2 separate regions of the Mus musculus genome follow, and region 2 is linked to region 1. A link is a contact called in ENCODE Hi-C data. All regions are on one chromosome and are shown on one strand. Each heading gives the region's core, a stretch centred on a gene start or an enhancer-like site at or near the end of the contact. The rest is flanking DNA. Distances are from core to core; before and after follow the strand shown. Region 1 holds the start of Alkbh8 (alkB homolog 8, tRNA methyltransferase). Region 2 holds the start of Msantd4 (Myb/SANT-like DNA-binding domain containing 4 with coiled-coils).

The links. A loop is a pair of places that touch in the nucleus more often than their neighbours do.
Region 2: a map of v-Abl transformed pro-B cells shows a loop between it and region 1 (2.8-fold over the local background). The contact joins the promoter of Msantd4 here to the promoter of Alkbh8 in region 1. A Hi-C loop is called at or near these places in 2 of 37 maps with a recorded cell type or tissue (T-helper 17 cell and v-Abl transformed pro-B cells).

The regions. Positions count from the first base shown.
Region 1 is chr9:3,333,407-3,337,625 of GRCm38, forward strand. Alkbh8 (alkB homolog 8, tRNA methyltransferase) reads left to right here and starts at 1,825. Exons shown (of 12, transcript NM_026303.1): 1 at 1,825-1,844.
Region 2 is chr9:4,374,406-4,378,624 of GRCm38, forward strand. Msantd4 (Myb/SANT-like DNA-binding domain containing 4 with coiled-coils) reads left to right here and starts at 2,147. Exons shown (of 3, transcript NM_145609.2): 1 at 2,147-2,218.

The DNA.
Region 1 (4,219 bases), core at 575-3,074:
GAGACACTTACCAAGTAGTTGAGAATAGTTGAATAGATAAGAATCAAGACTCTAGAATTTATAGCCAAAATGGGTAGGTGGCAAAAGTCAGCAGAAAGAAATTATCCCTACAGACCTTAAGAGATTCAAATAGTCAGCATAATTTAGAGAGACCAGCTACCTTTAAAAGAAACTAATTTGTGTTATTTCTGTGGTGGTTTCTGCACCGGATGAAAAACAAATGAGAACATGACTATGTTGAAGGATATTTAATCATACTGTGTGTACCTTGAGATTATGTGATTTACTGGAAATTTTTTGTTGTGGTGGTGGTGGTGTGGCTCAGTCTTAGCACATACTTTTAATGCAAGAGCTTTCTGTCTGAGTAGTGTAAACAGGATTAAATAAAGTCAAGAGTTAGAGAAAGCAACCACTTGACAAGAAATGACTATAGAATTATTGAGAAAAGAACCAAAGAGAGTAAGAGTATGTCAGAAGGATGGATAGAGAGACACACAGGAAGTAAGAAGGAAGAAAATTCAGTTTAAAAAAGATTTTTTTTAAGGTGGGCATTTTTTAAGGGGTATTCCTTCTGGGACATTGGCTGAGGAGGAAGGTCAACTGGGTACTTTCTCTGCCTCGCAGAGCTAGCAGGCTTTCTTCCCAGCATCTGGTTCCCAAGTCTTCATAGGAAAAATCAAACAACATGACTGCCCCAAGGTATGTTTTGAAGAGGAGGTTTATTGTAGATATGAGGGAGAGAATAGCCAGAAACATCTGGAAGTGTTTATACTGAACATGGCCAACAGACAGAGCTTGGCTTTGGGGGGTTGGGAGGGGGTAAGAGAGAAGAGAGGGATGCAAGTGTACCAAGAAAGAGCCAGGAGTAGAACCAGATAGGAGCCAATAGGCCAAGAGACCCAGTGTCCAAAATAGCTATGTTATATGGAGATCAATAAGTCGGGAAGGGAAGAAGCAGAAAGTTAGTCCCTGAGATGGAAAGGTTTAGGGGAAGGGGAGAGGTGAGCAGTGCTGGGAGGAGCAACAGGTACTGAGTAATGTTGCAGAGAGCTGCAAGTATTTGCATTGATGTTTTAGTAGGCACTTCAGTCAGTGATTTGTCCCTCTTTCTTTGAGGCCTAACAATGTGGAGTTGAGTAAATACTACAAATTAAAAACAATACTGTTACTGTTTTTTTGTCATGAGTCAATCTCATAATAGGGATATAATTATTGTCTTTAATTTTTCTGCCATTTAAACTTTACTTTGAAATATCTTTCCTGAAGTAGATCCAGTTTCTTCTGTTTTAGAGTTTCTACTCTTTCTGGTTTTTTAGATTATATTATAATTTACTCATTGCATTTCCTACCTCCAAACCCTCTCCTATACCCATCGTCCTTGCTCTTTCAAATTCATCACCTCTTTTATTATTAATTGTACATACATACATTAATACAAATTGTACAATGTTTCTTGTATTTAAGTGTTTTCAGGCTGATCATTCATTGTTGGATAAACAATTGGCGTGCTCTTCCCTGGAGAAAAGTATTTCTCTTGCTCTCAGAATTCCTTATTTGCATATTGTTCTTTGTGTAGGGTTTAGACGTTCTCGACTCTTTGCCTGACCACACAAACACAACCGTTTTCATTGTCTTTGTTCAGTTCAGTATAGGCAGTCACACTAGAGAGACTTTATGGGTGTGGCTTCTGATGTTCCCAGGAGACACAATTCACAGTAAACTTCCGTTTCTCCACCTCCATTTTCTCTGCAGTGTTCTAAGCCTGAGGTATAGGAGTTGTGCTGTAGATGTCAGTTGAGACTGAACTCTACAGCTCTGCATTTCGATTGGTGTGGTTTACACAGGTAAGTTCCCTTAAGACTACAGTTATTTGTGAGTATAAGATCAAATGTTTAGCATTTAGTAACGTGATAGTTGTAGGTCCTATTCCAACGATTACTATTCACCCAAATAAAGCAGCCAAATTTTCTGTTTCAAGCAGCAGTTTACAGACATTTGGCGGAGAAAGGGTCAACAAAGAATTTGAGTCCCGAAGGGGGTTGTGGTAGCCCCAGGGACTCATGGGAAATGTAGTACTATTGTCTGCAACATGGCGGCGTCCGGTTGAAAGGGTGTCAGAGCATAGGTGGTCAGGCTGCACCGGGGAAGGCTGGCGATTGACAAAGCAGCTGGGAGGTGAACATTTCTGGTGAGGAGAGAGAAAAGTGTACGCCACCTGATTGGGGCCTGGGGATATGGAGGATCGCAAATCCTGGCTTACTCCTTTCAGCTCCCTGTCTGCTCTGTCCTGACCAGCATGGGCCGACTCAGACCGCGAAGAGTGCAGTTTATGGGTTGGGGAGGTAAGGCCGTTGGGAACCCTGGTAGGATCTAATGTCCTTATGTTTGGCATATGATGGATGCCTAGCGGTGTCTGTATTAGCTGCCATAGGGGTTGAAGACCAACCCTTGCTTTTAGTCGTTTTTCAGCAAGCATCAATTCTGTGAAGCACGGATATGCAAGGCACTCTTGGCCCACATCTGCCTTATATTTTTTTCTTGATCAGTCCTTCTGCTTCTGGGGTCAAGTAGTGTCAGACTGTGGTTTTGATGATTTCGTTTAACGTTTGTCTCTAGCTGTTTAGCAGGTACCCAAGATTGTAGACGAGAGTTTCTGACTCCAACACATGCAGATAATTGGGATACTCACTCGGTGGGTGTTACGGAAATCGCTGAAGATGGCTGCCAAAATTAGAATTACGGAGTTTAATAGCTAAAATGGCAAATTCTGCTTAGGTTTATTTAAATATGTATATTTAATGAGTCGCTACTACATATCACATCCTGTTTAAGTGCTGTGTACTACCCGGTGAATAATACAGACAAAATCACTACTTCATGTACTTAACTTTCTATTCACTTACAGAAGATAACAAACAATGAGTGTAAGAAAAAATAGAGTGTGTAATTCAGAAACGGTAATTTTTTTCTAAGTCTTAATGTTTAACTCTGCTTTCTTTTTAAATAGATAATGTAATTTGGATAGCTTATTAATTCAAAAGACATGTATCACCTGCATGTGTATCTATATACCACCTACATGCCAGAAGAAGGAGTGAGATCTGGAACTGGAGTTGTGAATGGTTTGAATTACTATGTGGGTGCTAGGACTTGAACCCGGGTCCTCTGGAAGAGCAGCTAGTACATATAACCAGAGTCATCTCTCTAGCCACAGCTCTATTTTCTAACTCAGACACGGATACAGTACAGTTGGTACTTGGGGTACTATCCAACAAGATATATTGAGAGTTTACTAGTAGCAGAGCCTTTATTTCTTTGTTCTCGTCTTACCAACAGAGAATTTGCTCAGACTGAAGGCAACTGAACAACTAACTGCGATGGCTAGTATCCTATTTAATAGTGACCTTACTCCTGTCACATGCCAGGTGCATCCAAGCAGCTGTGCACTGACCCGATCCCTGTTCTTCACATCTGAGTAATCAGCCAAGGCCTATTGATCCTGTGGGAACTTTGTTCTCATCCTTGCCCTCCTCTCCTCCCCTCCCCTCCCCTCCCCTCCCCTCCCCTCTCCTTTCCTTTCCTTTCCTTCTATGCCTCCAGTAGAAACTAGGTTAACATTTCTGCTTGCTACAGGTGGATTAGTGCAGGTCTTCTCATTCTGAATTGTCCTATCATCATTTACAATTAACCTGCTTTACTGACTGTACCTCTTAACTTGTTTGCTAAGAAACTGAAGTAATGCCATTTTCCTACTGTCAAACTACTAGAGTTTTGACTGTGCCTTAGTTGGGTTTTTTTGTTGTTTTTTTGTTTTTTGTTTGTTTGTTTGTTTGTTTTTTGAGACAGGGTTTCTCTGTGTAGCCCTGGTTGTCCTGGAACTCACTCTGTAGACCAGGCTGGCCTCGAACCCAGAAATTCACTTGCCTCTGCCTCCCAAGTGCTGGGATTAAAGGCGTGCACCACCACACCGGGCTTGCCTTAGTTGTTTTGAAACATAATTTTATTTGTTTATTTTGTTTGTTTACTTTGAGGTATGCAGCTTTATTCTAGAGGGTCAGTAAACATATGCTACTCAAAAAATTTTATGCCAGCTGGATATGATGCTGCACATTTGTATTCCTAGCATACAAAGGCTGAGACAGGATAAACATTATGAGTTTGAGGTCACCTAGGTCTTCATAGTAAGAAACTGCCTGAATAAACAAAACATAAGCATATA
Region 2 (4,219 bases), core at 897-3,396, 1.0 Mb after region 1:
AATTTGCTAACCTGCTAAACATTCACTCACTGCAGTGAATTTGGGGGTTGGGACTTTTATTCCTGCTCTACAGAATAGAAGTTTCTAGTGATTATAGTGCTACTGAAATAGGAGGATTGTAAAGTTCCTGGATAGCTTGCTCTACATAAAGGGGATTTTGCTTCAAATATTCCAAAAACCAAAGTGTCTGTATCTCTTACAAAATGGCAAAAATCATTTTTTTTCTCTTTAGGCAAAATTATAATAAAAATCTTAAAACTGTTCATTGATCTTCAAAGATCATAGTTCATAAATACTTCATAGTTTGTGCAATTATTTTTCTAGAAATAAACATTAAAGATTTGTTACAACCAGTACCCCCAGAGCTCCCAGGGACGTCACCGAAAGAGTACACATGGAGGAACCCATGACTCAAGCTGCATATGTAGCAGAGGATGGCCTAGTTGGTCATCAGTGGGAGGAGAGGCCCTTGGCCCTGTGAAGGTTCTATGCCTCAGTGTAGAGGAATGCCAGAGCCAGGAAGTAGGAGTGGGTGGGTTGGTGAGCAGGGGCAGGGGGGAAGGGATAGGAAGTTTTCAGAGGGGAAACCAGGAAAGGGGATAACATTTGAAATTCAAATAAAGAAGATACCTAATTTTAAAAAAGACTATTATATGAAAAAATAAAGACTTGTTATATACACACAACATTTTGTCATGCTTTTACATCTTTTTATAAAATGTCTATTACATGCTAGAAGCTTTGCTACGCAAAAAAAAAAAAAAAAAAAAAGAGCTATAATGGGGAAAATATAGGTTGTGGTTGATCTCACTTGAGCATGATTGTCAGAGTCAACAAATAAAAAATGTGGAATGTCACCCTGAAATTGTTATTCAAATTTAGCTTGCCATCCTTCCCATCTGGCAAACTTATATTGGAGAGATAAATTGAAGTAGCTGCGAAGTAACTGCATAGGAAAGGTTACTTTAGAAAATAATTTCTCGGGCAGTGGTGGCACACGCCTTTAATCCCAGCACTTGGGAAGCAGAGGCAGGCAGATTTCTGAGTTCGAGGCCAGCCTGGTCTGCAGAGCGAGTTCCAGGACAGCCGGAGCTACCTGTCTCAAAAAAACAAAACAAAACAAAACAAAAAGACAAAAACAACAACAACAACAACAAAAAACAAAAACCAAACAAACAAGAAAGAAAGAGAGAAGAGAAGAGAGAAGAGAGAAAAGAAAAGAAAAAAGAATTTCCAAAATGAATTCTGATCCTGGGAAAGCCTTACAGGGTGGAAACACAGCAAGGCAAAGGCAGTCCCTAAGACACTAAAGAGTTCAAAAGAACAGTGGAGAGCTGGGGGAAGCAAAAAGGGAGACCATGTTAAAAAAAGCCTGAGAGAAAAGCAGGATTAGGATTTTAAAAGCCTAAAGAGAATTTCCTAATTTGCATATTAGGAATAATTTCCCCCGAGAAACTGTAGGCGTCTCAATTTGACTCTAATTTGAAGAGTGGGCTGTGAGAGGATGGGTATTAGTAATTTTCAGGGAGAACTGGACATTCCTGAAACGGAGGAAGTGGGAAACCAGGTTCACTGACAATGCCAAAGGAGACATCAGCCCGTAGGGCTCTGAAGGATCAGAGGGAGGAGATGGAGAACACTGGAGAAACCGTCCACAAGCCAAATGTTCCATTTTAGGTTAAGAGTACAAAACGAGTCTTTGATTTGAAAACTGCAAAGGCAACGTCAGAGGTTGAGGTCCACGGAGACCGCAGCTAGGTGAATAGGAGAGGAGGACCCAAGGGTTTCCATTTTTCCTTGGCCTTATCGAAGATCAAGGACAGGAGCGGAGTTTGGAGATTGAAAGGCCAGTCTCCATCGGGCGGAGCAGCGAGGCAAGACTGTCTCTAGGGACCAATCCTTTGCTAGAGGACGCTTGATTGACAGGGTCACGTGGCAAAAAGTGAGCGCTGAACGGGAGGCGAATCACTTCGGGGCGTTGTCCAGGGCACTAACCCGGAACCGGTTTGGGACTCGATTCCCATTGTGAGGCCTGGCCTGAGGCGGGCTCTAAGGCAGAGTGGCAATTCCCCCTGGACAAATGGATTAGCTGCAACCCATGAGCAACAGCCATCTCAGCCAATCGGAGCAGGCAGAAGTTGGTGGGCGGGGACTCCATGAAGCATCTCTTTTCCAGCACCCTCAGGGGCGATCCGACAGAGGTGCCCCGGGGTCGCAGGTGAGTGTTGGGTTGCAGCGGAGCAACGGGGACTGGGGAGCTCGAGGGAGCAGAGGAGACTTGGCAGGGTGGGTCTCTGTGGGGTGTCGCCTCGGTGAGCTTTGGTTTTGACATTGAAGAGCGCAGGATCCCGAGGCTGTGGAGTAAAGTCCCACTCATAATTGTCACCTGACTCGGGAGAAGCTCTGGGCCTCTGCAGAAGTGAGGGAAACCTAGGTAGGGCTATTGCTGACCATTCGGAAAGCAATAATAACCCTCCAAGTTGCCTGGACTCTAGTTGGGCGCTGCACCACCTTGACCCCTCCCCCACCGAAAACTCCAGGCTGTGGGATCCATCGTCCCAGAGGCCTCAACTGCACCTTCCCAACGTTACTTCGTAGCGGGAGACCCTTAAGCAAACTTCAGTTGTGTTTATCACCTCAAGTTTTAAAGGAAGGAAAATAATTACCCTGTAATAATATTGAGGAAAGGGAAGTCACTCTTGAAATAAGATTGGAGTGAGACAGGGGTGGAGGGAAGTTTGTAGATTTGGAATGCTTTTCTTCTTAACTACTTAGTGACTCCCTCTCTCCCCCGCCCCCCCCCAAACCTACCCTCTTTCCCTCCCTTCTTTCTTCCTTCCTTCCTTCCTTTCTTTTTTCCTTTCTTTCTTTCTCTCTCTCTCTCTTTCTTTCTTTCTTTCTTTCTTTCTTTCTTTCTTTCTTTCTTTAATTTAGATGTTATTGCCAGTTTTTTTTTTCCAGATCTTTTAGTTCTATGTTAGACAAAAACCTAGAAAGTCCATTCAGTCGTTACAGAGGAAATACCTAGTTTTATCTTACAGTACATCATTGGTAGTTATGTGAGTGCACTGCACAACATTTCTGTTTCTGAACAGTAAAGAATAATTGTGGAAGCCCTCCACAAGTTGGAGGGTTATTTATTCTTCCTTTCCCAATGGTCAGGAAGTTCAGGAAAACAGCTGCTGTCTGTGGTTCGAACACTGGGACCTGAGATTTAGTGACTGACTGTCAAGTTCCTTACTGTAAGAACAGGATGAAAACAATAAAGAGGGGGACGTGTTGGGCATCAAAAATAGTGTAATTGTACATTTTATGACCGGTTCTATCCCTAGCACCAGGAATGGTGCCCCAAATGTAGGAGCTGAGTAAATACCTTTGATGAACTTATTTGGGAGTCTGTTAGAGAAAATCCAAACCTCTCATACACAGCATCAAGGTACTAGGAATGGTACAAAAAGACAGACATATTCATAATCTGCTAGTTTTTGCTTTTGTAAACGCAGCTAACAGATTTTATCTCTGACTGCACTGATGCTCAAATGTTCTTTAACTCAATACTGTCAAGGCTTCAGGTAAAGTCTTTCTCTGGATTAAGTGAAGACTGACCAGAATAAGGGTCCTCTAGAGTAACAGAACTTTTAGAAAGTATGTATGTATGTGTGTATGTATATATATGTATATATATATACATACATATATATGAATGACTTACCAGCTGCAGTCTAATCCAACAGTGGCTGCTAATCCAACAGTGGCTGGCTATAAATGGAGAGTCCAAGAGTCTAGTTCAATTTATGAGGCTGGATGTCTCAGCTGGTCATTAGCATAATCTGGAATCCCAGAGAATTAGGCTCTAATGATAATGAAGGAATGGACTAGTGAGGTGAGAACAAGCAGGCCAAGAGCATAAGTGTCCTTCTTCTGTGTCTCTACATGGGGTTCACCAGAAGATGCGGCCCAGGTTAGAGGTGGATTTTTCCAGCTCAAATGACCTGGATCAAAGGTGTATCTTTCTACCTTAAAGATCTGGATTAGAAATAGATTTTCCTACATGAAATTAAGCAAAAATCACTCAGAGATGAACCCTCCATTTTTTGTGTAATTCCAAGTTGACAAACAAGGATAGCCATCATCATAGGGTTCTAATATCAAGTCCATTGAGGTTAAAAATGCAGTGAAGTGTATTTTATAAATGATAGTTCATTAGTTCAGCATAGTT